Regions from separate parts of the Mus musculus genome. Here region 1 is linked to region 2. A link is a loop called in an ENCODE intact Hi-C map of the cell type or tissue named here. Cell type or tissue: left cerebral cortex. All regions are shown on one strand.

Evidence for each region. Hi-C counts contacts between places; a loop is a spot of excess contacts. Peaks named below come from ENCODE experiments on the same cell type or tissue, not always from the same donor. Only the 100,000 strongest peaks of a DNase experiment are listed, where the experiment ranks them.
Region 1: it touches region 2 in a loop (2.5-fold over the local background); 3 of 42 quality-filtered maps call a loop at or near these places.

Annotation. Positions count from the first base shown.
Region 1 is chr7:112,820,515-112,825,514 of GRCm38, reverse strand. All of the region lies in intron 2 of Tead1 (TEA domain family member 1), which reads right to left. Among named protein-coding and RNA genes, the nearest start is that of Rassf10, 130 kb to the left of the region's middle. In left cerebral cortex, a CTCF peak has its summit at 2,449; DNase peaks (open chromatin) are centred at 1,687 and 2,449; H3K27ac peaks cover 79 bases.
Region 2 is chr7:112,677,220-112,682,219 of GRCm38, reverse strand. Tead1 (TEA domain family member 1) reads right to left here and starts at 2,864. Exons shown (of 13, transcript NM_009346.4): 1 at 2,494-2,864. In left cerebral cortex, a CTCF peak has its summit at 3,236; DNase peaks (open chromatin) are centred at 2,177, 2,939, 3,266, 3,608 and 1 more place; H3K4me3 peaks cover 3,059 bases; H3K27ac peaks cover 1,509 bases.

The DNA of each region.
Region 1 (5,000 bases), 140 kb before region 2:
GCCAGCCGGCTGGCTTTTATGGCCTTGTCCGCAGCAGCTGATACTTCATTCAGCGACAAATCCAATTTGGCAGTTACAAGAGGGTTAGCATCCCTGAAAAACTATTGGGGTTGATCTGGCGCTCTGAGTAGACACATGCTCCCTCCCGGACATGCTGCTCTGCGGGTTTGTCTGCGGCCATACTTGGGTGTCTAGAAACAATAGTCTTTCTTGCACCCCCAAACACAACCCCTACGCCTGTACAATCTGATGGTGGTAGTGGTGACAGAGGAGGCAGCAGCCAGGCTAAGTGTTGGTGCAAAGTGACTAGTGGGCTTTATGGATGGACTCACTGACAAGGGAAAGTAGTAGTCACTCTACTTGTCACAGATTCCTAATACTGGGCAAAAGGAGATTGCTCTTAAATCTTTGTGTTTTAGGCCAGCTCTAAAGATGAGAAAATGTTAAGATTTTTTACCATTTGAATAAAATCTGCTTTGTAATAAGGACTCAGAACTAACCGAATCTGAAATTAAACTGCTCTTTCAAACATCAAATCGTGCCCCATGAGGGAGAGCAAGAGATTGACAGAAAGAATATTCATTTTTAAACGTTTACGTTCTTTCTAGCTTACTAAAGTTCAAGAGTCTCCAGAGAAAATAACTTAAATAATTCAGTCATAAAAAGAACCCCCATCCACCACCAAGATGTCATTTTTAAGCCACAAGGTAATTTATAAAGATAAAAAGGAAGTGATGTAACAGGAACTGGGGCTGGTTAGTCCTTAATATTAGGCTTTGTAGGCAATAGTTGGTTATTTATCCCAGCTACAGTTCTAATGACATTTAAAAAAAAAAAAAAAAGTGAGCCACAGGGACATCTGGTTTAAAAACATAAAATTTTTTCCGTGCCATAAAAGAGACACATGCAATTGTGGCTGGCGAGTTATCAGTGATGGAATATTCCATACATGGAGTTTTCATTTCATGGAGTTTTAAAGAGCTTATTCTTCCCTGTGCGCTTTAGAAAGAACAAACTGAAACAACAAACAAAACACACCCCTGGAGGGGCTGGTGAGATGGCTCAGTGGGTAAGAGCACCCGACTGCTCTCCCGAAGGTCAGGAGTTCGAATCCCAGCAACCACATGGTGGCTCATAACCATCTGTAACAAGATCTGACGCCCTCTTCTGGAGTGTCTGAAGACAGCTACAGTGTACTTACATATAATAAATAAATAAATCTTTAAAAAAAAAAAAAAAAAAAAAAAAAAAAAAAAAAAAAAAAAACACACCCCTGGAGGCTGCTGACAAATAAACCATTAGATTAATATTTTGTCAATGCCACTTGTCACAACAAAAGCGGCAGCATTTCTCATTTACTTGAAGACTGGTTTAATTAAAATTCAAAAAACCGCGACAAACCTATATTGAATTTCATTGGCTGCACGGCAATTACTCACTTTGTAGCTGACTATAAACAGAATTTTATTACATCCACAAAATGAATGAAAAAGCTAACAGGAACTATGACACCGAGAGCAAGCCCCGCCTCTTCCACTTGAAATGAGGAGCTACTTCCTATTAATGTGACCTAAGAAAACGAGGAGCCCTGAGTTCCTTTTCCCAATGCACAGGCAGGATGGACATGCCTGCAGGGCCCTGACTCACACCAGGGCTCAGCTCCACAGGAACAGATCTGGCAGAGCCTGGTGAGCGAATCCCACACCCCACCCCCTCTACCAACAGAAAGAGTCTGACTTGGCTCAAACCCAAAACTGAGACAATGGAGGCTGCCAGGCATGATGGATGACTTAGAAGACTTAAAACCACCATTTGCATTCTCCCAGATAAACAATTAGCTGGGGGGGTGGGGGGGGAGAGGAGTGGGGCTGTGGGGGAGGGGCGTCCAGGGAGCTGAAAGCAACCTGCAAGTATCTCTCATCTGCCTGGATGAAAAAAAAGACTTGCTTAGTGAAATCAGGTTGGTTTACTTTAAAAACAGCTAAGGCATTATCTTAAGGTGTCTCATTGGAATGAGAAGAAACCGAGGGTTAGAGAAAGTTTAGAGCAGTTCAAGTCAGGGAAGGTTTACAGGTCGAACAACCCTCTAGCATCAGGTGTTCCAACCATAGTGTGCATGATGCCCCAGACCTTCTTCCTTTATCTTTCAATCCGCATAATTATAATAGGCAGCACAGTAACTTTTTACGGAATAAAGACGGGTGGGAATATACGTGATTTAAACATGAGGGAAAGGAAACAGACTATAGACACTTTTGCCAGGCACTGAAGCAGCGCACAGTTTCTTGGGTTCATGAAGAGCTTGGGTGAGGGTAAGAGATGCCTGGTAGAGAACGGAGAAATGTCTTAAAAGTCAACCTTAATTTCTCCGGAAAGATTTACAGGCCTGAACAAGAGTGCCTCCGGAAGTCCACCAATTCTCCATTAAAGCAGGAGGTGGCAGTGTAGTTTCCATGGTAACAGAGACTCTCGCTTGCCAGCAAGCTTGTTGTATACTGCCAAAAGTTTCTCCTCAAATCTCAACTTCCTGTTTGCAGGTGCTAACAAAACCAGACAGACTTTTAAGTACTAGCAAACAGTGCAGTGATTTTCCCCCCTAAAGGGGGATTCTAAATCTTGGGTTTTGGCAAAAGTGGCCTGGCAGGTTCACAAGGCTTTGCAACTAGACCTCTCAGGAGAGGCTCAGAGAACAATCTGAAAGGAGTTAGGAGCCTCCTGAGGACTTTCAATGAGTTAAATGTATTTGCTGTAATATTATAATGTGTTATGACAAGCTATATATGAGCATAATAGGCTCTTGTGATTAACACTAGTCTGGTTTTTCTTTCTGTGTGTTATAGTTGAGTTGATGGTTTGAGGGGTGGCAACAGCCTGATTTACCAGAACTCAAAGACAAAAAAGACATCTGAATACACTGTATGCTTTTGCCCTCCCTCCCTCCCGTGTGTATATGTGTTGGCATTGGGTGTCTTCTTCAACCTTGTTTTTTTAAATATATATATAGTCTCACTGAGCCTGGGGCACACATATTCAGCTCCAAGAATCCCCCTGCCTCTGCTTCACCAGCATTAGGACTGTAAACAAGAGTGGCTGAGCCCAGTTTTTAATATGGATGCTCAAAATCCAAACCCATGGACCCACAGCAGTTACTTTCCACCCTGCACCACTGCTGAGCCCTGACTACAGTCCTTTAACATCTGTAATCCTGGCATCTGTTGTGTCTCATGATACACCTTAAAATACACTCTTCCTCCGTGTGAAGAGAGAATTACAGGAAAGTACGGACTAGAAGTCTCCCATTAACAGTGTCAGCTTGTGGCAAAGTTGCTAGCCTTTTTAGTCTTAGTTTCTTCATGGGTCTAATTCAATGCCACTGTGCCCTCTGACTACTTTTACATATTCTCCTCTAAGACACACGTAGACAGGACAGGAAAGCAGTCCCCGTTTTATTAGGGATCTTCAATTAATAACCCTCTTTCTTTCTTCTGTGCAAACCAAGGCAAAGTGTTCTCTCCATGTCAGCAACCCAGAGGGCTTGGGGAAGGAAGCTCCTAACATCTGGTATCATTTGAAGACAAACTATAAAACAGCATGAAAACCAACAGCAAACCCCCCCCCCCCGCCCCCGCCCCAGCTTCTCCTGGGCGAATGGAAAGCTCTGGAGAAGAGGAATCTATGGTAGCACACTACTCATTCAGGAGTCATCTTGCCTTCACAAGCACTGCGCTGCATTGACTGGAGGACCAGAAGCCACTGACTGGGGTTGGAGGCGTGGAGAAGGCAGCAAACGGGACAGGAGGAAGGGCCTTCTGTCCTTCTGCAACCAGAGTCCCATATGTCACAGTACACAGCAAATGTAGGTGGGAGAAAGGCACGGCATAATAGCTAACTTTTAAAATCTCTGAGTAACCTACTTTTATAAGTCCCACAGGATAGGGTAGCGCCCCACCAGATATCCCCGCGCATAGCAGGTTCTCAAGTTAAAAGGCTCTACCAGACAAGTGGCTATGGTCAATAACACAAGGAGGAAAGTGTTCTGATTCAATTTTCAGACATGTCTATCTCTGGACAATCCACCTTAAAAACAAGAAGTGTCTCCTGCGCACACCCCCAACCCCTGTGAAGACCACAAAGGTACCAGCAAGAGAATATTGTGCTGTCAACTATCAGAATTCTGAGCGCCACTTTATGCAGATCGTATTCAGGTCATGTTCATGGGCACCACCATTTCTAACAGAGTCAGTGTCTCAAGTGCATACAGCCAACCTCTAGACATTTAATTAACAATGCTTTTCATTGCTCTGATAAAAGTAATTTAAGTAATGACGGGTTTGTTTGGACCCACAGTTTAAGAGTACACTCTAGCGGGGCGGTGGTGGCGCACACCTCTGATCCCAGCACTTGGGAGGCGGAGACAGGCAGATTTCTGAGTTCGAGGCCAGCCTGGTCTACAAAGTGAGTTCCAGGACTGCCAGGGCTTAACAGAGAAACCCTGTCTCTAAAAAACCAAGAGTACAGTCTAGCAGTGGAGGAAAGGAATGTCAGCCAACTCTCTAATGCGCCCAGGAAGCACAACTGGCTTCCTCCGTCTATTCAGTACAGGGCCCCCAACCCGCAGAATAGAGCCATTCACATGTCACCTGAGTCTACCTACAACAAATGACTGGATCTGGAAACTCCAGATGTGTCCAGATTTGATTCATCTTGTCAAGCTGACAACCAATATTAACCATTACAGATGGATACTTCATTCACGCAGATAAACACGTAAGAGTTAAGTGGGAACCATTACCACAAACAACTACCTCAGTTTAGGAATGAAGACTGACCTTTCTCTGAAACTGAATGAGATCTTTACATGAACGCCACTGAGTGCTAATTTAGCTTCATACAAAAGCACGGTAGATGGGTCCCAGGTTCCCTGAGTGTCTCAGTATGATGCTTCTACCAGATAGTAAGGTGAACTTTGGGAAAGGTCAGACTCCATTCTGTGAATGGGA
Region 2 (5,000 bases):
CCATAAAGATGTATCTTCTTACATTTGCTTCTGCCTATTGGCAGAACCAACTAAAATCAAGTCTATGCACTAGTGAACTTAAAAAAATAATAATAATCTTTTTCTTAGTTTTCTGTCTTCTTCCCAAATCAGAAGATGCCAGAATCCAAAGCAACTATGTGAACATATAATCCCAGCTGTATACAGCAAAGAGAGGGAGAGAAAGCAGGAGGGGCAGGAAGCCAGCTCCCCACCAGGTGACCCCTGCAGACCCACCTGCACCATTTCACAGGGCTGTAAGGGAAGCACACACTGTACGTACCACAGTACAAGCGAGTTACTCATTCAGTTAGTGCAGTCTGTGTCAGTCTATGCTACATTATCTGCCAGCTTCAAATTAAAGGTCACTAACTATATACATGTCCTGCTCAGTCCTGGCCTTTGCTTGTACAAAACCTCCAATAACCCCAAAATGTTCCCTAGAATTTATAAAGAACCCCAGGAAGAAGGAACTCACACAATGATTCTTTTTCCCCTTCTTCTCTCCGCCCGCCCTTTTTTTTTTTTTTAAACTCTTTTATAAAGGCAAAGTGTCTCTCTGGCTTTGTTTCAAACTTGTTTTTAAAAAATAAAAAGTATTCTAATATTTCCCTAAATCTTCAATTTAAACAATACTTGCCATTAAACAGAAAATAAAATGGCTTACTAAGGACATGAACAAGACTCAGTAATGGAGACAGCTTATCAGCTCATTTTTTATACAAACAACAAATAAAGCAATTGCAAACTCTGTTGAAAACCTGAAACCTAAGAGTCCGACACAGAGTTACACATTCAAAGAAATAGTACACAAAAATATCTTATGACCATTTATGGAAATACTGAGATTAGAAAAATACGCCTTTCCTCCTTAAAATCATCAATTTAAAACCTTGCTGTTGACAAAGGTTCAGCTAAACGCATTTGTCTTTCCGGAGTCGTGCTGTAACTGGGTCTACTGTTTCCTTCTAAAGAGGAAAGATTCTTACCAAAGTTGGATCTAAGTCTGGCCCTTATAAGCATTCAGATGCGCTTGGGCCCAAAGATCCTGCTATTCACAGAAAAGCGCAGACTCCGCTGAAAGGCGGAAGCCCCTGGCACAGTCTGTACAGCCTGAGGACTATTCCCAGCCTCAGTCTCAAGGCAGATTAGCCCCCACCCAAGAGCTCAGGCTTGCACAGACAAGCTACCCCTTGGCTCCGGGTAGATCGAGTCTCCCTAACGGGAAGGATCTGTCCACCCGGGGAACCACCTGCAGGCACTCGGCACACTCTAAGCCACCAGACCACCTAAACTAACAACGAATCCAGGCCACAGGGCGTAAAGGAGACTGCGATTCTGTTACTTGGCATTATCTGTAGGAATTGAAATATTTTCCATTCACTATTTTGAAATATGATCGTATTTACAGACCTTTTTGTTCCAAGGACCTCGGCTCCTTTCAAATGGCGCTATTTTAAAACCCCGGCCTTTCTACACTACCGATTCCTGGAATATCTGTCTGTAAGTTTCCAGCGCTGAGATCAATTTGCATTTCTGTAAATCACAGACAGCTTCTAAGAACTTAACAAGCCTCCTGAGAAACGCTGGTGGCTGGTATTTCATTGTTTCATAAATATTTTTATACGGGTGACACCATTCAACTTAAAATAAATCTTTAAAAAGGAAGACGATTAAGACCGAGGAAAATTAGTCTGGCTTTTATTTTCACGGGAAGAAGATAAGTGAAGTGTGAGCCCCACTTCTTAAAATGTAGCTTTGATTATTTTAAAAAATGCATTAAAAAAGAAAAAGGAAACTCCTAGAAGTTGAACTTTCTTTCAAACGGGCCTCTAGACTTTGAAAACAAGTGGTGCTTTCGCGAACAAAGGCTAAAAGTGTCCCCAGATTTTTTTTGGGGTCCTCCTGGGGATCGTATCTCCTCCAATAAACAAACAAATCCCCCAGTATTTCCTACCGAGGGGAAGTTTTCCAGGGAGAGTCTACTCCCGGGTTTGGTGGTAAGTGCGACTCAGTCTTTTTTGGACACAATGTTTCTGCTGACTCCTGAAAATTTTCCACTTGAATGTGCACTGGAGCGGCGGCGGCGGCGGCGGCAGCTCTGGAGAGGCGGCAAGAGCGAGAGAGCCCTCTTTCATCTCCCGGGAGGAGGAGCCCGGATCGGCGCGGACCCCGAAGGGGCCGGGCGCCGGGGGAGTCACCGGGCTGCAGGCTCTAAGCTGCGCGCCGAACGCTCTCCCACCCGCGATCGCGCCAAACTCGGCGCTTCCCAGGCAAGGAGCGAGGTGCGCGGGAGAGGGACGCTGGAGAGAGGGGCGCGCAGAAAGGCGAGCGGGGCCGCCTGTTGCCGCGCAGGGTTGCGGCCCAACTTGCAGGGCGGCGGGGCCGCTCCCCTCTTGGAGCCGCACACAAAGCGCCGATCGCGGTGACGCCTAGACAGCCCGCGCCCCCGAGTCCGCCCCGCGCGCAACTTACCACGGCAGCCCGAGCGGGCGCGGCAAACTTCGGGGCGCTGGGCCGCCGCCCCCGCGTTACTCCAGCCGGTACTCCCTGCGGTACTCCCGCGCCGGGCAGCCCCAACCCGGCCTCGCCGGCTCCCGGGACGGGCAGGGCGCGCCGGGGCAGCTGCCCGCGCTCCGGCGACGCTGCGCGCTGGGGGGTCAGCGCATGGCCTGCGCCCCGCCGCGGCCGCCCCGGGCCCGGGCCCCGGCGCGCGGACTCCCCGCGAGCTGGAAGCGAGTGTGCGAAGTGCTGGGGGGCGCCCGCGGCGGGCGGCGGGGCCGCGGAGGCTCGGCTCGGCTCGGGCGGCGCGGCGCGGCGCGAGCGATGCGAAGAATGTGCGGAATGAGGACAGGAATGAAATGAACGCCAGGACCGAACTCGCTCCGGAGGGGTGGGGCCTCGGTGACGTCATGCCGCCGGGTCCTGGATGGGGCGGGGCCTGCCGCCGCGGTGACGTCATGGTGTGGGGCGGGACGCGTGGGGCGGGACTTGGCGCCCACGGGGGAGCGAGCCGCGCGCGATGGCGGGGGCTCAGGGCTTTGTGCGGTCCGAGGCGGGGCGGCCGGATACTAGGAATGCCGGGTGTGCGCCCTCCGCCTGCTGTGCCTCAGTTTACCCCCTCCTGGTTTGCACAGGCAACGACGCTCCCAGGCTGGAAGGGAGGTTGCTCTTCAGGAAACTGAGGCCGGAGTGGGCGGCTTCCCCAGCCCGCCACTCCTCCTCTAGCCGTTTCGCTTTACCCAAGTTCGGGGTGCTCGCGCAAATTCTGGGCTTTGCGAACTCCGGGTTGGAGCGTCACGGAGTCCTCGCCCGCCTCCTGCCCTGTCTTTCTAGAAGTGAAGCTCACTCGTGCTGCGAGTTGAGTCTACAGAAATCCTGCACCCGGTTAAATAAAATAAATAAAGTCTTGCCTGGCTGCAAAAAGCAGCTTTGTGCCGTCCCTTTATGGAGAAAGTGAGAATCAATCATAAAAGGTTTGAACTCTTTTTGGAGTGGACGGCGCCTCAGTACTTGAGAAACTCCGGTAAAGTTAACGGAGGCTGGGACAGACATGCTGGCAGTTTGGGCCGGTAGCAGTCCGTAGTTTCCCAGAAAGGAGCCGGCCCTTCCCGCACCGGGACTTCCTTCTTTCAGCTCTGGCTTCAGAACAAACTAATGGCGCCTGTTTTGTGCCCGAGGATTCCTGGAGTGTGCATAACTCAGGAAAGCCAATGGGACTCACTGAGCGCGTTTGATCGGAAACAACGATTACCAGTGCGTTTTAAAGGCAGAAATATCTTTCTCTAATGCATTTTTAAAATTATACGTCAAGAGAATTGAAGACTCCCATGCCGTTGTAAAAAGTAATACAGAGACATTCTTTGTTCGCTTCACTCAGCTCTTCCCCACGCCTGTCAACCAAAATTATATCCCAGCCAGGGTATTAATTTTCGAGCAGATTTTCCAGATCAACTTGTACACATCACTGTGTATTTTTTTAATTCTATACATTCTATAATTTCTCACCTGTGTAGATGTCCACCGCAATCAGGTACAAATGTGTATTATTTCCAGTTACTATGCAGTAATGTGACAGGTTGACAGTAAGAACTTCACACACCCGAGCAGAGTATTAGAAAATACACGACGATTTTTCCCTTTAAAACTCTGGCAGGTGTATGTCTCTTTTCCAGATAGCCTTCCATTAACACCAGCGAATAAGACAGAGGGCAGAAAACGCCAGAAGCAGTTAAAAGCACTTGCTGCTCTGCAGAGGACCAGGCTCCTGTCAGGTTCCCCACATGGTCGCTTTCAACAGTCTGTAACTCCAGTTCCAGGAGCACCAGGCACAAACATGGTGTACACGTGCAGGTAAAACATTTGTAAACATAAATAAATAAGAGATTTTTATGTCTGGTAGCAGGGCGAGCCTACCAGTGGGTACATTTCTAAACCAGTATTTATCTTGCCCATGACAGGCCAGTTACCCTTCAGACTCCAGTTGCTCCTGACAATTTGGTGTTCTCTCATTTCTACTAAGCTAAGAATCCTTGGCCAAACTTCCAAAGCTAATCATGATATGCTATAACTCCTCGGCCTGTACGTTCTACAGCTTATTTCCATCAAAACACATATTCTTTGATATGTATGCTAAAAACCTTTTCTCCAAGGAAGCCTGTTCAGCTGGAGCCGGACACAGTAGCAATATAATCCCAGCATTCAGGAGGCTGAGGCAGGAGGATTGGTGAGAGTTTGAGGAAATCCTGAACTAAAGAATTGGATCCTCTCTGGAAGAGGAGAAGGGAGACAAAAAAAGAAAAGGGGGGGGGACTGGGGGGTGGGGACCTGATTAACTAGATGTCTCCTGCCCAGGACCCTGAAGCCACGTGGTCCAGGTATGCCATGTGTATTTGTTCTGTTAGTTCACAACCTATGTGTGCTTCTGGTGAGACTCGCCTGTATGAGACAGTGGTTAGGTCTCATTCAGCTAAGGTTATTCT